3 separate regions of the Homo sapiens genome follow, and all the other regions are linked to region 2. Evidence: chromatin loops called from intact Hi-C (ENCODE). Cell type or tissue: heart left ventricle. All regions are shown on one strand. Links, peaks and the distances in the headings refer to the core of each region. The heading gives the core; the rest is flanking DNA.

Region 1 (7,464 bases), core at 1,528-5,527, 550 kb after region 2:
TAACCAACACTTAGAATGGGGTGAGCATTCCCACCCCCACCTGACCCCTAGCCTTGCATCTCATTCAACTGTCACCTTTGTCCCTTGTTTCATATGGCCCCAATGAAGTGCTCAAGTCAAATAATTAGGTTTTGCCAAATGTCATAAAAACAAGAAAAGCCAGAAAACGTTTAAACGGACCTCAATTGGAGAAGGCTGGAACCATTCAGGGCAAGAACAAATGAAAGACAGATGGGGACAGAGGAACCCCACTGTTTCCTCTAAATTACAGGAAATTCACGCCGTCTGATTGTGAGGGCCTCTTTTCTTTCCCTTGAATTTCTGCTGGGAGGTCATGGGATTGATCGGCGTGTGCAGACACATGGGAGACAGAAGAAGGGGCAGAGGCATGGCGGGGTAGAGAGGCAGTGACTCCTTCACCAGGCTCTCCCACCATGTCTTCCTTTCACCTGACTACTTGACCACCCTTGAAGGGACAGCCTAGGCTGCCTCCTCCAGGGGGCCTTCCCAGATGATTATGACAAGATCAATTCTCTCCTTTCTTTAAAAAATCCCCTGGCACTTCTGATCTCATGCCTTGCATTATTATAATTTGTGTTCAATTCTAATGTGTTCTACTCCCCCAGCTAGGCTTATAAGCTCCTCTGTTGGAGTTCACATATCACTGAGTCTCTCACAATGCTGGGCCCTGAAAAGTTCCCAATAAATAGCTCCGAGCAGCTACAGAGGCGATGTTGCAAAGGGGAGAAGCACAGCTTAGTGATCAGGAGCCCCGGGGTTCTAGGCCTGCCTTGGATCAACTGTGTGGCCTTGGCAAGACACTTCCCTTTCCTGGGGGGATGAGCATTAGTTAAGTATGAGACCCTTCTGGCTCTGATTTGTAATGACTCTGAGTTTAATGTCGGGCATACCTTTTTCTTGTTCTTTTCTTTAAAATCTTTTTAAAGATGCACAATAAGAGAGAACCACAAGCCTAGCCAGAGAAATTAGATAATTGCATTAAATACGAATATACGAACTCATAAGTTACATAAATGCAACAGTACAAAAGATGTTGCATGAGAATGTCAAGGGAGGGCTACATGAAATGTCTTAGACAATAAGTTAAGTCCTAGAGAGAGAATTGTTCAGGAAAAAAAAAAAAAAAGAAAGGAAGAAAAAGAAGACGACTTGAAACAAGAATAGGATGAATAGAGAGGTCCCGTATATCCCCAGATGGAGCACAGGGCCTGGCACTCAGGGGGCACTTGACCCATGATGCTGAACAGACTAAGGAGTGGCAGTAGAGGGTGGGAAGGGCATGCCAGGTGGAGGACACAGTTTGAACCAAGGCAAGGTGGTTGGAAAATACTAAACTGTATAAACTGTAAGAAAGTCAATTTGGCTAGAGCAGGAAAATGTGTTTGAGGGCACAGTTGGAGGTATAAAGGGCAGAGAGTGTAAGCGTTTACATTCCAAATGATAGAATTTGCACAATATTTAGTAATAATCTGAAGCCTCTGGGAAAGCTATTTTTCTTCTGATTTAAATACTGAAGTTCAAAGAGGATAGTGGGTGGGCTTTGCATCTTGCAAAAGTCTATCAGAAACTGCCTAGCTCGCTCAGCCCACTTTCCTTTCCAAGGTAAGAAACACACATTCATGCATGGAAATAAAGCAGGGAGGCCCTTGGCAACTGTCCAGTTCCATTGAAGTTCTCATTTTTCTTTTTTTTCTGGAGAGCTTATTCAACAGGAAAATAAAGTTATCTAATGCCTCAGAAAGGGGTCCCGTGAAACTCACAAGGCCTATTCCTCACAGCCCAGCCAGGTAAATTTACCCTGATTTCAGGATGGCTATTTCTTGTCTTCAACTACTCCAGCTGATCCCATCCCCTCTACAGAGAACTGGAAGGAAACCCGTCAGGGTTTGACTTTTACATGAAAACTGACTGCAATCCATATTTTCAAAAAATCATTTTCAACAAAACCAGTGCTTTAAAATAGATTCACTGAGAAGAAAATGTTTCCCCAATCCTCTCCTCCTTGATTTTGTTGAATCAATAACATTTCAAGATGTTCTCTGTGAAAATCACATGGGTGAGTTAAATAAGAACATACATTACATTATCTAGATCCTCAACTTGCAGCCCTTAGCGCAGTATGCCTGAGAAAAGTTTAAAAACTCAAAAGAGAGAAATCCTATTCAAAGAGTAAAATACTGCCTATGCTTCCAAAGTTCTTTACGGCCTGATAGGTAGAAATTTAATAATGAAGGGCTGGGAATGGTGGCTCACATTTGTAATCCCAGCACTTTGGGAGGCTGAGGCAGGTGGATATCTTGAGGTCAGTTCAAGATCAGCCTGGCCAATATGGCAAAACCCCGTCTCTAAAAATACAAAAATTAGCTGGGCATGGTGGCATATGCCTGTAGTCCCAGCTACTTGGTAGGCTGAGGCAGGAGAATCACTTGAACCTGGGAGGCAGAGGTTGCAGTGAGCTAAGATCGCACAACTGCACTCCAGCCTGGATGACACAGTGAGACACTGTTTAAAAAAAAAAAAAAAGGAAGAAAATTTAATAATGAAAAACATAAACAAATAAGTGAGTCATCCTGAGACATATTTCAATTCTCCCCTTCTGTAACCTCAATAAATTCATTTTCTCCCACATAAGCTAATGTTTGCACTAAATATTCTGTACAAAGGAATACCGCAGACCATAAAAAAAACAGTAAAAAGATATAGCTGTGTCTTTTTTAAAAAACGGTTGAAAAATTGGGTATGTGTGGACAAAATAATTTTTAAAAATAGTTTTGCTTGCACATTTGATTTCTCTCTTCATTTATGATGCCCTAGTTGATGAGCTGATCAACTTTTCTGTGAAAAGTCTTCCTAAAAAACAGAACAAAACTTAACAGAAACTCTGATCCTGTTTGTCAAAATGTAGTTCTGGCCCCGAGAGAAAGGCAATATTCTTTGGATGACTTGGATTCTAAAGCAACTCTTTTATTAGTATTATTATTTACTTTTTTTTTTTGAGACGGAGTCTCGCTCTGTCACCCAGGCTCCCAGGCTGGAATGCAGTGGTGCAATCTTGGCTCACTGCAACCTCTACCTCCCAGTTCAAGCAACTCTAGTGTCTCAGCCTCCAAAGTAGCTGAGATTATAGGCACCTGACTAATGTTTGTATTTTTAGTAGAGACGGGGTTTCACCGTGTTGGCCAGGCTGGTCTCAAACTCCTAACCTCAAGTGATCTGCCCGCCTCAGCCTCCCAAAGTTCTGGGGTTACAGACGTGAGCCACTGCACCCAGCCTGGATTCTAGAGTAACTCTTGATGAAAGAACATCATACTAAGGTGATTTTTATATAAAACATTAATTCAGTATATCAATCAGTCACTTTAATAAAAATGCCCCTCATTATCCTGAGGTGAATAGAAGCCTATGGGATTAATTTGTGTAAATAGATATTAGATTAAAATGGGAACTTGCCACATAACAATAATCAGATAGCATAGGCAATCCAATCTCAGTGCTGAATCCAGTATTGTGTGTGTAGTTACCTTTTAAAAACAGTAACATGTATTTAACTTGGACTTGCTTCAAGTAAGCACTGCATCAGGCAAGTTGGATTTCAAATAAACCTTAGCAATTGAGGGGCATTGTCGTACTGGAAGTATATCTCTTCAAACAACAGCAACAACAGTTTTAGATATTTATTTTAGAGAAATAAAGGAGACAATCTGCAAGAGAAAAGGCAGAAAGTGAGGAGGAGGAGAGTACCTAGAATCCAGGTAGAGGGTTTATTTCTAGAAAAGCAGCGCCACCTGCTGGTGGACCTGCATGTCAGGCCCTTCTGCGGCTTGCAGGCCATCTGTCTTGCAATCTATGCATAAATACACAGCAGTATTTCTCAGCTGCTGTTATACGTAAGAATTGTATTACCAGTAGGCAGATTTCTAACACACTGGTTGTAGTTTAATAATCCTATATTACCTGAAGTATGGGTTATATAAAAACCTAGAATGTTAATTGTTGACAAACCAATTCTAATATGTAAAGCACTGTAAGTCACCCAGTAAATACACAAGTAAATCAAAAGGGATAGCTCTTTTTGCTCTAACAACGTGTTATTAAAAGCCACAACTTAATCACTTACATAAAAATAATGTTCATGAATTTCGATGTACTAAGAAATCAGGAAAATGCATTATAATCTTACTAACAGAGCTTTTCCTTCACTTACAATTTAGAGGAAACTATTTTGCAGAAAATATTTTTCCCTTTCTTTAAAAAATGTACCTAAACCAACATGCCATTTAGGAAATTTGCTCCTATAACAAAACCTAGTTACAAACAACTAAGATTACATCTATAAAATGTTATATTTTTAAAATAGCAATAGAGAAGTTGTGGAAAATATGTCACTGATACAGTGAGCAGAGAAACACTACCTGTCATTTTTCAGGAAAAGATCACACAAACGCGATAGCAAAGGAACACAATAAAAAGCAGAAACAGGAATGTGATAGGTGACTCTGATTGCATCTGCAAAGGAAACTGTGAAATAAATTAACACCCAAGTACCCAAGAAAGGCACATTGTGGCTTCACTGGAAGTGATCATTATGCAACAGAGAAGGTTGGTGATTTTGTAAGAACAGAAATAAAGTGTAGCCTGTGAAATCTAGTGGTGATAACTAATGACCATACTACTTACAACTCTGATTTGATCTCTAACATAAAAAAATAAAATAAAAAAGTACTCTAAAGAATAGATGTATGCAATAGGGATTGTGTTTCTCACTTGAAACAAATAAACCTCAAATGGGATCAAAGGGCCCCGGTAAATGAAAAATGACAGTTCCTATGTTGCCCTGATTTGATCTCAAGCAAAACTACCATGCTGATAACATAGCAGGGGATGTGAGGAAGGCAGTGGAGTTCTTGGATTGCTATGAAAAGGAGGCGAGTGTGTAGCCCATTCAGCTGATGGGAAGCCCATTCTAATTCCAAAAAGTTATTGAGATTTAATCTCTAACAACAACAACAACAACAAAATAACTCATGCGGCAACCAAAAGGGTATCCTTTAAAAACACACATACACAATTTTGTTATTTCCAATACATTCTGTAGAATCTCTTTACATTCAATTCTTCCATCTGTCTAAGCTGGGTAAGGCACATGTGTGAAGAGAACCAAATGTCACAATGCTTGCTTTGAGAACGAAGTGTCTCCAGTTATCCAGACAGGGAGCTTGACTAGGAGGGTCTCAGGCATAGGCCATGGGCATCCCATCTCCCATCTCAGCTGGCTACCACTCACTCTGGAGAGACAGGGTTTCCAGGAGCAATTCTGGACAGATGCAAAGGGTGAAGGGGAATCTGGTGGGGTTCAGGGCTGTCAAGATTCGAGTTGGGGGCTTACCCTGCCTAGATATAACTCCTAGTGTTAGCTTGTGTATTAGTCCAGTGAGATAAGGTCTAGGCCATTGGCTAGGGTCTGAACAATTAAAGGTGCACACCCTGCCTTAAATATCCAAATTTATTTGGGATAAATTCAAATCAATAAGGAAACATAGGTGGATGAACAGAAGCAATGGGTTTGCCATGGCTTCCTACCCCGACTCAAATACCCAATGACATATGGAAGGAGAAAACATCAGCACCCCCAGATCCACTACAGAGCCCACCATGTGCTGTCAGCAGAAACAACGGAACAAATGTGTTACCTTCAGAAGAAGCAGTGATCAATTTGAGATCAATCTATTCAAGAGTTGTCCAGCAGTCAAAGGAATTGGCTGTTGGCTGTTCAGAAACAAAGGTTCTGTTCAAGAAGGTATAAAGGAACAAGAAGGAAGAAAGGAAGATCTCTAGCCTTGAGACTTTTTTTTTTTTTTTTGCCTCTGGTTCAGCTTCTCATGAAAGACCTTTTTCCTTGAGATACATGCTTAATAAACTATGGAAACATATTGTCAACAGAGTTTACATGTTAATCAGCCATTTATTGAATTCACACTGTGTGTCTTGGTTACTGTGTGCAATATGCTAAGAATTCAAAGACCAATTTTGACTTCTACAAAAACCTCAACATAAAAACTGTCTAATGGGGTTTACATGAAATGTTACAGGCTTACAGAAAAGAGATTCACTTTTTCTAATTTGGTTTCCGGGTGGGCTAGTTAAGAAGGCTTCACAGAGATGGCAGTACTTGAGCTGTACCTTCACAGCAGAGGTTGGCCAACTTTTTCCCTAAAAGGCCAGATAGTAAATATTTTGAGCTTTCTGGGCCATACCCTTTTTGTTACAATTACTCAGCTTTGCAGTTGTAGCCTGAAAGCAGCCATGGACACTGAGCAAATGAATGGGAGTGACTATGTTACAAGGAAACTTTACTTACTACAATGGATGGCAGGCCAGACTGGGCCCATGGGACAGTGTGCTGACCCCTGCTCTGAAGGATGGGTAAGTTTTAATCTGCTAGAAGCAGAGAGGAAAAGAATCACAGTCTCAGGAAAAGGTTCCAGAAATGTGTAAAGTAATGAGAATAAGACGCTTCTAGAGAATTGTTAGATGATGGATGCTTATGTGGAGAACGGAACTAGGGAAACTGGTTGAGGCCAAACTGCAAAGGCTTTGAATGCCATTTTAATAGCAGAAAGTTGGAAATTATCCTCTTAAAAAACAAGGAACCATCAAAAGGTCTCTCTCTTTAAAATGGGATAACATGACAAAGTCTGTGCTTTAGAATACTAAAGTTGGTGGTGGTTTGGTGGCAAGAGGAACTAATTGAAAGGTTGAAGGGCAACAATGGCAGACTAGCTGAAGAAGAAATGAGCATGTGAGCTTGGCAGTGCCACTGGCAATGGTGAGAAAAGGTTCGAAATGTAATCTGGAGGCCAAATCAGAGGACTTGGCCATCGGTAGGAGGAAAGAGAGAGTGTTACAGGGTAAAACTCAGAATTTCAAATGTGCATATTGATACTCATTCCACTCATCCCTAGACCTATCCACACATCAGGTCTGCTGAAAGAAAGGGATAGTGGTAAGGCATGGGTGAAAAACTTGGGCCCAGTCTTGGCCTTGCTCCAAGCACTCATCTAATTAATTACAAAATCAACAAGAAACAGAGCCCAGCTACTCATAAAGCAAGGTAGGAAAGGTGATGATGTGAAGTCTCAACACCAACTGGACCTCAAAGATATGGCCAGACATGGTGGTGCACGCCTGTAGTCTTGGCTACTTGGGAGGCTGAGGTGAGAGGATTGCTTGAACCTAAAAGTTCAAGGCTGCAGTGAACTATGATCACACCACTGCACTCCAGCCTGGGTGACAGAAGGAGGTCCCATCTCAAAAAACAACAATAACAACAGAAAAAGATGAGTTGAGATCAAGACCATCATCAAAAAAGAAATTTTGATGGAATTTGAAAGGACAGGAATGTCTTCTTTCCCCATCTGTTCTCCTCTTTTTGTGTTCCAACTT
Region 2 (7,464 bases), core at 2,363-6,362:
TAGCTGTGCATCTTAGCAAGGCATGGAACTTCTAGCACGTGGCTGCTGGCAAAAGCTCAAATAACTGTATATCTGAACAAAGAAACCATATTCAGGACTGCTAAATCCCAGCAACTTAAGGCTCTGCCAGGCAAAGCAAGAGAAAGAAAGGGGAAGGATTTGAGAAGGGGTTAATTGAGGGTGAGGTAAAGAAGTTTTACTCTGTTATCATGTTGACCAATTTGTATCCATTTGCCTTTCTCCTTTGAGTCATTGTCATTTCAGTTGCTGAGAAGTGGACTGAAACCTTGCTGTTAGATGAGGAAATAACCCTGCCAATTATACACACACACACACACAAACACACACACACACACATTCCCCACACTGGCATGCCACTGCCTTTTTCAAGATAGGAGGAATCCCTTAACTAGTTATTTCATCATGCATGAAAAACCCCAAAGTAAAAATGTTGGAGAATTAACAAAAAAAAAAAAGTTACAGCCGCCAAGCCAATGTTGCATTATTTTCTCAAAAACTCATGATGTCATGGACTTAGCTCACCTTTAGTGCAGCCATGCGAATAATGTGTACTGAGCTTTCTATCATGTACCATTATAATTAGCTCTGTCAGGTCTTAGCCCTGCAACCCTCATGCAGATAATATGATAATATGTCTTCATAACCAAGTGACCTTACATGCACAATATTTCTCCCCTTATGAAGATTGCATGTCAATAAAGTAATTGAGTCTCAGAGGCTGCAGCGAGGGAAGATTTAGGTGATTGGACGTGGAGAGCAGTGATGTATGATGATTATTATTCCTCTTGTCAGGGAGGCGCGTACAAGCGAGGATGGCCAGAAGATGACAGGGATGACGGGTTGCGTTTCATTAAAAAAAAAATTGCTGTTAATCACCACTCTATTCTTTTCAAAGTCACTGAGGAAAGAAACTCTTTTTTCATTGTAGCTACAATGAACATCCCCAAATGGGAGCACATCGTAAGATTTTTAGCCTCAGTCCCCTTTCACAGTGTCTTTCTTCTGTTGCAAAGAGGCTAAATTAAGATTTTAATTAATAGATCAGCCATGGGGGCCTGGGCAGGGGCCACCCAGCTTCCCTGCTGTAGGGCTCCTTGGGTTTCCAAATGCAGAAAAGGCGCCTGCCGAGATGGAATTGCACTTCCTCTCCTCTCTGCGTTGAGAGAAGTGTGCTGGTGAGCTCTATAAAAAGAAAGCAAATGTGAGAGAACCAGATCCGAGACAACTATTTTTACTTGAATTAATTTGTTTGGACAGTTTTAACACTTGGAACATTTATATTTCCATACTTTATAAAAGCAAACATGCTGTTTCTCTAGCTGTAAATTTATCTTATGATATCATAACAGCTGGAAACTTGTAGCCTGGTAGGATTTTGTTTCATATTTAAACAGCTTGAGAAATATGTCGGAAACAAGGTATATTTTCCCCCATCTCTGTGTGTTTTCTCCTCTCGTATTAGGCTACCTTAGGAGTGTCGGCAGTATCATTCAGAAGATACTGAGGCTCCAGGATTTTTATTAGCCTGGCATTGTTAATTGCTGCTCCCTTGCAAACCTCTTCCTATAAATGCTGAGAACACACTGGAGCCCCTTCCAGAGGAGTTCAAGAATCTTTTCAAGGGGAAAGAAAGCTAACAGTAAAAGCATCTTTTGTTGGCAGAGGGGCTTCTGAAGTCTTTAAATCTTTGTTCATAAGTAATTGACTAAGATCTAACAGCCTTGAAGGAAAGGAGCTGATGGTATCACTTTTTAGTCATAGTATTAACCTTGTGATTTATGGTACAAAATTAGCCACTGCATCCTCTCATTACGGGTGCTGAGTGATTTCTCCAGGCAGGCAGGAGGGAATTGAGAGCTGGATTTTTGTCTCCTGGAGCTCTACTGTTTCCTCCTAGGGAACCACAGTGAGTGTTTTTAGGGATAGGAATATTGTTTTCCTTCCATTTTCTCTGCTCTGTAAAAGAAAATATCAAATGTAAGTAAATAAATAACCTAAGGGAGCTAGAATGTTCAGAGGAAATGTTAACCCAAGGGTGGTCCAAGGGTGGCAGTATAGAATATAGAGTTTCAGATAGGGTCAGTGAGTGATTTCAACCTCCTAATTGTCCCACAACCCCCTCCTCTGCCTCCACAAATTCAAGGCCAAAGCTTTCTGAGTATTTTTTCCATTGAATAGTATCTGGAGTAGAGATTATATCCATTTCTCCATCTGGATAGTTTTTTCCTAATGAATTAAAAACCACCTAATAGACTTCAGGGACACTAGGAAGACTCTGATGATTTCAAGAATTCATAATCCTTATTCTATGCTGACATTGAAATTTTACAAGTGGAGCTTTATCTCTACAGTTCAAGGCTTTGGTTTCTGGTGAAAAATATGTCTCTCCCTGGGAGGAAGAAGCAGATTAACCTATTATCAGTTATTTACATCTGGGTGGAAAAAAAAGATCTAAATATTTTCTGAATGCTTTAAGTAGAGAACAAGCAAGATAATAACTAGGTGCTTGGGGAGTGAATTTACGTGTTTGAGGCGGGCTGATGCAGAGAGGAGCATGGATGCGAACGGGCCCATAACTAGGAGCTTTTTGCTGTTGAAAAGCAACTTTGCTGACTGCACAGTTTGTGTGAGCCCTCCTACAGCTCAGTTCTCTCCTCACATCAGCCTGCTTCCCTGGGTGACGACAGTGTTAAAAGCACAGACTTCAGAGTTAGACTGCATAAGTTCAAATCACTTCTCTACTACTTGCAAATTCTGGGGCTTGAGAAAGTCACTAGTCTCCTGTATGTAGCTCAGTTTTCTCATTTTTAAAAGTGACAATAATGGTGCCTTGCTCTAGGGCAGTTATAAATGTAACATCCTCATAATAACCAATAATAAGAGTATAATCAGTGCTGCCTGTTGTTATTATCCCAGTGGATGATAACTTAGACCTATGCTGGATTCGTTGTCATTGGTGATGGTGGTGGTGCTGTGGATGATAAAGAGATGATAGATCCTGATATGGTTTGGTTGTGTCCCCACCTAATTCTCAACTTGAATTCCCACATGTTGTGGGAGGAACCTGGTGGGAGGTAATTGAATAATGGGGGTGGTCTCCCGTGCTGTTCACATGATAGCGAATAAGTTTCACAAGATTTTATGGCTTTAAAAAACGGGAATTTCCCTGTACAAGCTCCCTTCTCTTGTCTGCTGCCATGTGAGACATGCCTTTCACCTTCTGCCATGATTGTGAGGCCTCCCCAGCCACGTGAAACTGTAAGTCCAATAAACCTCTTTATTTTGTAAATTGTCCAGTCTCAGGTATGTCTTTATCAGCAGTGTGAAAATGGACTAATACAGATCCTAAATATAGCAAGTGTACTGGTGCTTAATTTCCCTTTGTAAAACTTGAGTCCTGGCTGATTATCTCCAAACTTTCCCTTGACTTCTTTCCCTGTATTTTAGTTCCAGTGTGTATAAAAGTGAAAGCTGAACTTTCTGAAATGTCGTGGGTGTGGGCCTGGGGGTGCTGCTGGTGTGGTGCTCCTTTACTGGCTCTGTCTTGCCATAGATCTCCACAGAGCCCTGAGCTGTAGGGCTGTTGATGACAAAAAGAGAACATAAAATGCTAGAGGAAAGATCATTCTAACACGGTGCAAATCCCCAAACCTTCCCTACAATTTCTCTGTCTCCCATGCCTCACCCAAAGCAACATTTGGCCTAGAAGGGAACTTTGAGATGATCTGGCCCCATGCCTTTCACACTGAGCTATGCGGAATTCTAGCATTCCAATGAGACTTGTCAGAGGTGCAGGGGGAACAAGTGGTGACCCATCAGGGTGGAGCTAACAGGGCTCCCAAAGCTGGCTTCCAAATCCATTTTTATCCATTCAATACACTGGGGTCTAAAGGAAAATATCATTTAATGAAAAAATTTTATTGTCTAATGTAACAACAGAAGGTTCAAGCATCAGTGATCTAGTCCATCTTGTTCATTTTACAGATGAGGCGCAGAATAGGCTTATCACTGGCTCATGTCACTGCCAGTTAGTCATGGACCCTAGCCTTGAAATTGCTCTTTGGAAACCCCACTGTTTCCAGTATTGTGTCTGCATAGTGGCTTCCACGGGCCGAGGGCTCACCTCATTGCCCCCTCCCCACATGCCCTAGCTGGTCTCTTGAATGACTATAGCACTAGCATGTGGTGGCCATGTGTGCCACCAGTGCCACCACCCTAATGGCAGCTGTGATTATCAGCACAGAGGCCCAGGAAGAAGGACAGAATGGACTGCTGGCGGATGAATTGGGAGGGGAGGGAATGGGCAGAAGTGGAGCCACATTGAACTCAGAAGTATAAGTGAAGAACCCACTATAATGTTGCATGGGGCCTTGTTCAGCAAAGGAAGATTGCTGTCTCCCAGTCCAGTGCAGCTGAATTAAGTGATCTGGCCAGGGTGGCAGTGGGGCCTGTGTTCCTTCTCACAGGTATCTGTGTTAATGGGCACCCCTGCCTGGAGCCGCCAGTGTAGCTGCTTGGATTTCTTATTCTTTTATTTCCATCCTGTCTCCTTGTTTTCTGTCACTGTGTCATGTCAAATCATTGTCAGGTGGCAGACACCACACCCCCCAAGTACAAAGGTATCAGGTTTCAGGACACAGGCTGAAATGAATATAATAATGGGAGCCAGAACGAGGCACAGACCACTTAGCAGGCAAGGAAACAGCTAATAAGTGTTGTTAGTGGTTTCCATGGGGAGGACCTGGCGTGCATTTCTTGGACAGGCAGGTGGAGCACGGCCTGTCCTGGGGTCCAGCTACAGACAGGCTTGTGCGATTAGTATTGATGCCTGTCACTTTGTGGCTGCCAAGCTGTTGATTCTGTGAAAGACCAAAGACTCTGGTTATCTGGTAATCAACACTGCTCTCAGGAACGCACTGGGGAAACAGAAATAGGCTTTCCTGAGTATTGACTGAAGCCATGGATCATGTTGCTGGTTTGTGTTTTCCTCTAGCCCCAGCCCTGAGATTGCTCCAGCCTGTTCTTCACCTGCAGTGCCAGGTAACCATTCTTATTTGTCATGGGATCAAATTCTAACCCTCTTAGAGTGAGCCCATCCAAATGCTCTGACTCAGCTGAACACTGATGTAACCAGGGTGACTTGGGCGACAGCATAGGAAATAAGAATGCATTTGCATGTCAAGGTGGAAATTCAGTCTCTCACCTTTGACAAATTCCCACACCTTTGACAAATTCCCAAATCCAAATGCATGGTTGACGCTTAGGCTTCTTCTTATCCCACTCCACCTCACCTTTGCTTTTTTAAAGGCTCTTTAAAAATATAAACATTAAAATCCAAAAGGGTTAGTAACAGAAGAATAAAAAATATAATTCGTTTTCTCTCCTAATTCATTTTCTTGGTAACTGTTGCCTTCTCATATCCTCTTCTTTCTTTCTTTTTTGTATTCAAGAACTTTAATATCTTATTTTTCCAAAACATCAATGTCCTGATTATAGTGAACCTTGAACAGACATCTCCTCCTGCCCATGGAAAATGAGTTCTGACTTTTCTTGGGTTTTGTTAAGTTTTAATCTCTTTTTTTCTCTCTCTCTTTCTTATTTACTCTCTCTCTCTCTCTTTAATTTTCTTCCTTTCTCTCCCCTCCTATCTCTTCACTCCCTCTTTCTCTCCCCTTTTTCTCCCACTCCCCTTCCCAAAGCTAAAAAATGCTGAAACATGATTGCTTCTTTCTTTCTTATGTAAGGAGCAATGGGAACTGAGGTTACACAGAATGTGTCACAAACTGGATATCACCACTTAGCTAACCCATAAATCCACCCACTTACCTACCCACCCATCAGTTCATCCATCCATGAGTACCTTAGGCCATCCACTCATCCATCTGTCCATCCATCCATTCATTCATCCATCCATCCAATAAGTGCCACTGAGCATTTACCATTGGCCAGGCTCTGGCAAGATGCTCAGGATACAACAATAAATGAGCTTTCCATCTTCAAAGAGCTCACCATCTAGAAAAATAAAACCAGTGCTGGATGGTAAGTGATCTGTGATAAATGGTATGGATATATGTATGTGTGTGTGAATGTGTATACCTACCTGTACACGCACACACTGCCACCCAACCATTAAGTGTCTGCTTGGCTTTTGAGTTGTATTCATTTGTAGATTAATCAAACAACTCTTCATTAATGCCAGTAGCCAGGCACTGTGTTAGGAGTTGGGTTTACAGAGGTAATTAAGATACAGACCCTTCTTATTCTTAAGTTTCTCATGAAACACAGCCTGGATTATCCTTCCCTCCCACCCTGCCACGTTTCTGCCCCATAAACTAGACCATTCTCTGGTAATCTACTTAGTTTTTTAGATAAACTAAGAATAATCTATATGACATAGTCCTTCCCAGTACTTAAGGAAGGGAAAGTATCATTGAATATATCACTTGCAAAGGAGCTTAGAGATTATCGGCCCAAGCACATCTCTTTGTGAATGAGAACACTGAGGCTCTGGAGGAGATGAAGTGACTTCTCCAGGCCACACAGGAAGGCATTGGCAGAACTATAACTTGGCCTTGCCAAGATGTGGCCTTTCAGTCCTTCCCAATGTTCTCACCCCAAGTTTCTCTTTCATGAGGCCCCAGAAGCTGCTTAGATTCAGACAGGCCACTAGAGGCTGATGCAGTCATCTGAGGCCATGGCATGTTACCTCTCAGAGCAGAAGGGAGAGGCTTCCCTCTGTGGAGGGGACTGAGAAGGCTACCCATGACTCTGAATCAAGAGTGGTTTTATAAGTCAAGCACTTTGTCTTCCTGCTCTTCAGAGAAGCTAAAACAAGAAATAACCAAAAGGAGACAATGTCTGGGTCAGCAACTGATTACATTTTTGATGTCACACTGCCTTCTGGGTTGGGAGAAGTTGAAAGACTTCATAGAATCACCCCCGCTCATCTTATTCTTGGTGAATACTCTTCACACAAATGTCCCAAGTGCCATGCTCATAGAGGGGTTGGTGCTTGGGTCATCAGTACCTTAGGCCATAGCAGTTCTCAGAAGACATTATCCAGAAGCAAAAAGCCATTATCTAGAAGCAAAGTTCAGGAATGAAGATTCGGTCTCTCATAGGTCCTGCTAACACTTATCTTTCTGGCAAAGGATAATGATAAAAAGACCGAACAGATGACAAAAAGAAAGCCTACATTCCAGATGGATTGTGAGGGTTAGGGAGAAACTGGGCTGAAGCAAAATGCTTTAATTTTTGGGATATTGGTTATTTCCCCAGTTTTTACTTTAAATCTGTTGCTCCAGAAATAAAAGGACACGCTAGGCTTTAGTTATATGAAAACATGATATTGGTTCTGTATGCTGAGAGGAGCCAGAGGTGGGTTGAGAGCCCAGCTCTGTGGTGATGGGCCTTGGAACCATGTCTCTGATGTTCTCATGTGAG
Region 3 (7,464 bases), core at 1,528-5,527, 1.0 Mb before region 2:
TTGAGCACCTACTATGTTCCAGGTACCGTGCTAGCTGCCATGATTAGAAGTAGGTATAGGAGATAATCCCTTCTCCCCAGTAACCCAGAATCCAGGCTTTCTGGACAACATAAAGAGAATATGATGGCAGGATAGATCAAAGGAAAGGACATTAAATCCGATAAAAAGGGCCTGGGGCGTTCCAGAAGGAGGTCACACTTGGCCTGAGATCTAAAGTAGAACTTTTGTGTTGCTGGTAATGAGGAAAAGAGGGTGGAGGACAAAATCCCAGGCACAGGGACCAGCACAGTGTTACTTTATTCGGCTTCATCACCTGTAAAATGGGGACAGTAATAGTAACATGAATAAGTGAATGGATGGACTAGTAAGTGTGCAGTTCATGCTACTTTTTAATATTATTCTTGTTGGCAATGTGCTGTTCACCCTGGTAGGCACAGCCCTGTATCAGTTTTGGAGACAAGCTTCACAGAGGACATGTGACTTACTTGTCCATGGTCACACAACTATAAAAAGGCACTGCTCAAACCCAAGTGTCCTGGTCCCTGGTACAGTGACCTTTATATCTTTACCCTCTGCCTTTGCATTAAGTGCTGAGGGAATGCAAAGTGAGGGAAAGATCGGTGTGTGGTGGGGGGAAAATCTAGAGGGCTTCCTGGAAGAGGAGATTTTTGAGAGCATTTTGGTAGAAAGGGAAAAAGGAAGGCATTCCAGGGAAGGAGTGTATGATGGGTGCCATCCATCAGGGTGTTGGAGGATGGGCTGGGGGGCTAGCTGGCTGGCAGAGGATTTGAACTCTGAAGATTGGTGAGACACGAGGTAGAGCAGGCAAACAGGCAAAATCAGAGGATGAACCATGATTACAGGCACCCTGATGGCCAGATTGTGGAGTGAAGCTCTAAGCCAGTGGGCCACAGGGAGCCACAGGAAGTTCTTGAGCAAGAAGGCTGGTCAAAATGAAATGAGACTTTGGGGAGAAAGGAAAGAAAGAAACAAACTTGTCTTTACTAAGAACCAGTATGAACTAGGCAGTAGGTTGGCCATTTTCAAATTTATTACTTAATTTGAGCCTCACTACAGCCCCATTAGGTTGGTATCAATGTCCCCATTTCATAGATGAGAAAACTGAGGTCAAGAGAGACTCAGCCTTAGATATGAGTCAGTGGTGGAGCTAAAAGATAGGTTAGACTGAACCTAAATCTGTGCTTTTTCCACTGCACCATGTGGCTTTATGCTGGTCTCACTCTAGGAATATTTCTTGTACTGTGAGTGTCCCAACTAAGGCATTTCCTAGCCAGGGCTAGAGTCTTTTAATAGCCCAGATACCCCCTGGGCTCACTCTGGGTCACACTGGGCATAGAGGCCTTAGTACCTTCGGGAGTTTTGGGGACTCCCAGCATGGGGTAGGATTAAGTGCTTGGCTTCCAGGTCTGAAAGAAGTAGGTTCAAATCCCAGCTATACTGTGCATGAACTGGAGAGTAATATGCTTTAGTTCACAGAGCCTCAACCCAGGTGGGGCAGCGGGATGAGCCCTGGATTGGGAGCCAACCCAAGCATAGGTTGAAACCCTAGCTGGAAGTGACAGGCACTGAGGAGGTGAAATGGTGTCTTTATTATTTCAAAATAATGAGTTGGAGGGGGTAGCGAGGAAATAAGGTTGCCCATGAGGTGATCATTGTTGAGGCTGGGTGATGGGTTTATGGGGGTTCATTACACTATTCATTCTACTGCTCTGTTTGAAAAATCTCCATTAATAAATAGGCTGGGCATAGTGGCTCACGCCTGTAATCCCAGCACTTTAAGAGGCTAAGGTGGGAGTCACTTGAGGTCAGGAGTTTGAGACCAGCCTGGCCAACATGGTGAAACCCTGTCTTTACTAAAACTACAAAAAATTTAGCTGGGCATGGTGGTGCACGTCTGTAATTTTAGCTACTCAGGAGACTGAGGTGGGAGAATCACTTGAACCCGGGAGGCAGAGGTTGCAATGAGCTGAGATCAAGCCACAGCACTCCAGCCTGGGTGACAGAGCGAGACTCTGTCTCAAAAAAAATAAAATAAAACAAAAAGAAAAAAGAAAAAAGAAAATCCCCATTAAAAAATAAAATAATAACAATAACACCAAAAACCTTTTTGAAAACCCAGCTACGTTCACCACACCCTCCTCTAGCTGGAACAGCATCTCTGGCTCCCAGGCACTGTTCTGCTTTAAAACTTCATCAGGCAAGAGCAGCCAAGGTGAGAATCCCTGCTTATAGCCATCTCTCACTAGCTGTGTACCTCAAGCCACTGTCTTTCCGCTGCTGAGCCTCAGTCTCCTCATCTGAAAAACGAGGTGAAGATTCTTTTAAGTTCAGGGGTACAAGTGCAGGTTTGTTACATGGGTAAACTTGTGTCATGGAGGTGTGTTGTACAGATTATTTCATCATCCAGGTATTAAGTCTAGTAATGGGGTGAAGATTCTAATGACCTCATGGAACTGTTGTGAAGTGTAAGTGGGATGATACAGGATCCCATGGGCTGGGCATAGCCCGTGACAGATGTGAGCAGGTCAGCCTGGGTTTTCCAGTCACTCTAAGCACCACCAGGCTGCTAGCCACATTCGGTGAGGAACCCTAAGCCAATACGTGCAGCAGAGGCCAGCCGATGACCTGACAGGGGATAAGTCCCACCTTCTGGGCAACTTTTACGAGTCTTCTGTGTAAGTACTGTGTGCTAACCGATTGCGCTGCTGGAGCTGCAGCCTTATGAGTTTTCTAAATCACAAGAAGTTCATCACCTAGTGGGGCTTTTTTATCTGCCTTTCCTCACTGCTTAAAGACCAAGCCCACATCTTTCCTTCTCCTGTCTGCTGTCGGAGCATAAGTGTGTGCCACACGTGACCAGGTGTGGCAGAGTCAGAGCAGGGGGTGGCTTCTGTGGAAGTAGGAGTGAAAGTGTGGAAACAAGTGAGTGCGTGTGTTGACAGGCATCTGCATTTGTGTTAGTTGTGCTTACTCAGAGGTCCACAGGCTTGTGGCAGATTTCAGAAGCTGGTCCTTCTTCAGCAGCTCTCTCGGAGGCACACCTCCCTGATCTGCATCTATGCGGAGTTACCCAGCACAAGGACACCAGGGTCGCTGTGTCACCACCAGAGGCACAGGTAGGGGGATAAGATTGGATGGTGGGGGAAAGGCCTGGGCCTTATCCGCCAGCCCTGCCACTGGCCTCCAGGACTTAGCCTCGGTTTCTCAAACTGTGTCAGGGACGAGTAAATGGGATGAGCAGCCCTTGGCAAGGAGTGGGCGCTAGGAAATCATCAGTGAAGGAGGGAGTGAATGAATGCAGGCCTGTGTGGCGACTGCTTCAGCATGGCAGACAAGGTGACGTATCAGAGCCTTGAGGGTGGGAGCTCCCCAGGTTGGGAAGGGACAGACACGTGGGCCAATCCTCTGGACAGGAATAGAGAACGAGGAGGAAACAAGCGCAGAAGCTGGAGCGGGTGGAGAAGAGCAGGGGAGACGGTTCGCAGCAGGAGAAAAGAAGCGAGGAGTCACAGGGAGGGGCCTCCTGGACACCGCTCCCAAAGCCACGCGAAAGTGGAAGCGCGGGGCCTCGGGATGCCCATCCAGCCGGCTGCCCGCGCGCTGGCCGGGGTTCCAGGACTCCTTCCTGCTCCGCCGGGCTCTGCAGCGCCGCCTGGTGGACACGCGGCGCTCCGCCCGGGCTCCAGCCGCCAGCCGGCGCGCCGGGGATCCCGCGGCTGTTCGGGAAAAAGCTGGAGAGAGTCGGGGGGCGCGCCTTGGGGAGGGGCATTTGTCCCTCCGAGGAGGCTCGCACCTCGGCCTGGACACGCAGCAGATACTGGCACCCACCCTTCACTTACCGCGCGCCCGGGGTGACTCGGATCCGTCCAACACGTCGGGGAATCCTTTCTGTCCTCACCCCCGGGCGCCCCAGCGCCGGAACGCTGCTGCCTCTGTGTAGCTGCTCCCGGAAGGAGTTTCATCAAACTTTTAAGGGGCTTTGGTTTTGGGTTGTGTTGATAAAATACCAAGAAGGGGCATGAAGGCACGAACGTCCCGGGTTCGTCTCCCTGCTGGTCCCAAGCCTGAATCCCAGGGCGGGGGAATGTCTAGGTCCTTCCGGGCCGGCAAGGTGTGGTCGCTCAGGGACCCCTGTCCGAAGACGCTAGGGAAAAGAGGCACAGCCTGTGGGTCGCAGTGGCCAGGAGCGCGTGGCCGCTGCTGGTGAGAGAGTGGTAGACGCCTGGCTTTCAGGTCCTGAGCTGCGGGCACCGGAGCGTGGGACCCCGGCTGCAGCACCGCCACGCGCTCCCGCCCTCCCACCTGCAGGGCGGGGGATGTCTGTCCAAGAGGCCGGGGCGACAAGCCCGCCGGCCAGGATTCTCAAGGAACCAGGCCCAGCTCAGCCTCTCTCGGCGGGACCAGAGTGGGACCGGGGCCGCGGCGTCCGAAGACGCTGCGGGCCAGGGGTCCTCCTCGGCGCCAGCTCCGTTTCCTGGGGTCTCGCGACGTCCGGACATCAGGGTCGGGGGTGTGGAGACGGCGGCGGAGCCAGAGTCCCCACCAAGTCAGTTCCAGGAGGCGGCCCGCGCGCTTCCCGCAGTGTCCGGGAGGTCGCTGGGGGTGGCTTTGCGTGCAACCCGGGTAAAGGCCCTGCAGCCGTGAGGCTGGCGCTGGGAGGAGGGTGGAAAATCTCAAAGTCACCAATCCCGGTGCAAATGGCGGCAGGGGCCGCGGGCTGTCGGACGCAGGCGAGAGGCCAAAGGCTGACTTCGCGCGGCCGTGAGTCCCCAGAGGCAACAGGGGTACCTGAGCGCCGAGGGGATCCCGAGACTCGGAGAAACCGGAAGAGCCTGACCCCAGGGAGCGGAGAGTTTGGGGTGCGCTCTCAGAGCTGTGACTCCACGGTCCCGGAATCCTTGGAAAGGGCGCTCTGGGCTCAGAGCTCCCAACTAGCCGGAGGACCTGGGCTAGCGCCCAGGCCTGGAGCGTCTGGGAGGGGGCGCTGGGTCTCGGCCCCCCTCCCCCCAAAAGGGACTGAGACTTTTTTCTGCGTGCTTCCTTCGGCGCTTCGGGCAGCTCTGTCCTGCGGCCCAAGCTGGGGAGAAGACAGCGGCCCGCGCCACAGGGAGCTGCGCCCGGACCCAGACTCCCGCCGCGCTTCTGCAGAGCGGAGCCCTAGGTGCCCACCTGGTAGCCCCAGAAAGGCCGGACCTGGGCGCCGGGACGCTCGCGGGGCCGCACTTGGAGGGGCTTTCCGGGTCCTGGCCGGGCGGGCTCTCCTGCGGCGCGGAATGGAATAGAGCGCCGGCTGCAGAGCCACCCGGACGGGGAAAAGCAGCGGTGGCGCCGGCCAGCCCCGGGTCCCGACTCTGGAGGGAGGAAGGAGCGGGCGGGTGGGGGTGGGGGTGAGGGCGAGGGTTGCGGGGAGCGTTTAGAAGGCCCTGGGCAGCCAGAAGAAGAAAAGAGGACGCACTCTCCCCTAGGGACCAGAGGGTCCCTGCGTACTCCCCCCAGGCCCGGGACACAGGTTCCCCCAGCGCCCCTCCGCCTCCCAGTCTATTCGGCTTGCCCCAGCGCGCTGCCCCACGTCCCCGAGGCCCCGGCCCAGGCCCAGCCGGCGAGTCCCGGCCTGCTCCACTCTGCACAAAACGAAACCCAAATGCCCAAAAAGCTCAGGAGGGAAATTTAACAAAAACCCTGTCCCCCGCCCCACACCCCCTTTCACTTTTAACAAGCCAGCTGCCAAGAGAAAATTGAAATAAAAACGAAATGATAGATAGCGGAGGACACTATTTTCCAAATGGTGAAATATCCTCTAAAAATATGTTCCCCAAGGCCAACTTCGCGGCTGGTAGCCCCTTCCGACGCCTTTGCCTCCCAGAAAATCACAACAAAGCGATCGGAAATTCAGCCACGGTCCCGGGAAGAAGGAGTAGCAGTGAGGCCCCGGAACCCACTGCGGCCGAAACTGCCATGCTCTCTTTAACCAAAATAAAAAAGATAAGAAGAAGAAGTAAAACCCTTTAATACATCAAATATACGGAATTTTAATCTTTAAAGCGATACATTGTCTATTATTTTAGTACATGACGTAAACCTTGTCCCCTTCTCAGCGGGTGGACTTAAAAATTAAAAATAGTTAAGTGTTCCTTTTAAAGAACAAAATAAGGCAAATGAGGTTTTGGAATAGAATTTTTTCTTTTTCTTTTTTTTTTTGTTGTTTTCTTCCAGAATACATACAAAAAAATACCCATTCTCTTCGATGGTATACACCTTAAAAATAATTGCAATTTGAAATCAGAGCTGACAAATTGTGACTTTTTTTTTCATTTTTTTTGTAACAAACATGCATGTAAATTTGTGTTTCAATCAGACATTAAATAACGTACAATACAATCATAGCAATTTTAAAGTAACATTAAAGAGAAGACCTCTAGTTCTGTGGCGGTTTTGCTTTTATTTATAATCTACAAGGGATGGGAGGGTTTGTTTTCCACATTTTTACCCTCAAGTTTTAAAATTTTTCCCACCTCCTTTTTACCTACAGAGCTCAAACTAAATAATGCACTTTTGAACCACCGGTCCGCTTGGAGCTAACATAAATAAATACCAGTGTCCACCGATGCAGTCCTCAGATGAACACTTTCTCAATTATTTTTTCCTTTTTTTTTCTATAAAAAGTCAAATGATATTTTTTCAACTTTTATAAAGTTTGGGTGGGGAGGTGAAAGTGGGGAGAAGGGGAGTGTCCCACCGGGTCTCGGTCGCTGCTGTCGGGTAGATAGATACGGTATACATTTCTTTCCTTTCGTGGCCCGAGTCCTCCCCACGCGCGGGTGTCAGCAGCCTGGGCCGTGATCCCGCCTCTCCCTGGACTCCTCCCCTCCCCCTCTCCCTCCTCTCCCTCGCTCGCCCTCCCGGCCGCCCTCACTGATACCCCAGCGCCGAGGCGGTGGTCAGTCTCTGTCCGTAGAGGGCGTAGGGGGAGTAGTACGGTCCGGTGGCGGCGGGCACCGGCACGGGGGCGCCAGGCGTGGGAAGCGGGCTCTTGGAGTAGGGGTGGTAGCGGCTGCTGAGTCCCAGCGCGTGGTGGGGGCTGCGCAGCGCCAGCGTCCCAGGGCTGCCCGGTGCGCCCGAGGTGGGGATGTGCATGTGGCAAGCCATGGCGGCCGCGGCAGCGCTGGCCAGAGACGACGAGCTGGGGTAGCCCGACAGCAGTTTGTCTGTCCCGGGAAATGCCGTATGGGTCCGCAAGTGGCTCAGCAGCTCTTCGGACGTGGCGAAGCGCTTGTCGCACGGCCCGTTGGCCGACACCCAGTTGCAGATGTGGGGGAGTGGGTCGTTAGGGAGCATAAAGCCGTAGGGGTAGAGGGGGTGGCCGGCCAGGGAGGGCGGTGTGGCGCCAGCAGCCGCGGCGGCCGTTAGCGAGGAGTGCACACCGTGCAGCGGGTGCGTGGGGTA

What was found. Hi-C counts contacts between places; a loop is a spot of excess contacts. Peaks named below come from ENCODE experiments on the same cell type or tissue, not always from the same donor. Only the 100,000 strongest peaks of a DNase experiment are listed, where the experiment ranks them.
Region 1: a loop joins it to region 2, with 2.8 times the contacts of the local background. A loop is called at or near these places in 4 of 110 quality-filtered maps.
Region 3: it touches region 2 in a loop (2.3-fold over the local background); 9 of 110 quality-filtered maps call a loop at or near these places.

What each region holds. Positions count from the first base shown.
Region 1 is chr10:76,981,197-76,988,660 of GRCh38, forward strand. All of the region lies in intron 19 of KCNMA1 (potassium calcium-activated channel subfamily M alpha 1), which reads right to left. Among named protein-coding and RNA genes, the nearest start is that of KCNMA1-AS1, 97 kb to the left of the region's middle. In heart left ventricle, for the core only: CTCF peaks have their summits at 3,809 (motif pointing left) and 4,008; a DNase peak (open chromatin) is centred at 3,825.
Region 2 is chr10:76,428,702-76,436,165 of GRCh38, forward strand. The region is part of intron 6 of LRMDA (leucine rich melanocyte differentiation associated); the gene reads left to right. Among named protein-coding and RNA genes, the nearest start is that of KCNMA1-AS1, 460 kb to the right of the region's middle. RefSeq lists an enhancer at 4,412-5,109. In heart left ventricle, for the core only: no CTCF peak of the experiment used is centred there; a DNase peak (open chromatin) is centred at 4,771; H3K27ac peaks cover 3,444 bases.
Region 3 is chr10:75,391,819-75,399,282 of GRCh38, forward strand. LOC124902461 reads left to right here. Exons shown (of 1, transcript XM_047426122.1): 1 at 1-6,439. The coding sequence starts at 4,338. The coding sequence ends at 5,303. It overlaps ZNF503 (zinc finger protein 503), which reads right to left. Exons shown (of 2, transcript NM_032772.6): 2 at 6,012-7,464. The coding sequence ends at 6,931. Among named protein-coding and RNA genes, the nearest start is that of ZNF503-AS2, 6.0 kb to the right of the region's middle. In heart left ventricle, for the core only: CTCF peaks have their summits at 3,687 (motif pointing left) and 3,896; DNase peaks (open chromatin) are centred at 3,663, 4,353, 4,503, 5,413 and 2 weaker places; H3K4me3 peaks cover 2,213 bases; H3K27ac peaks cover 2,072 bases; H3K27me3 peaks cover 1,803 bases.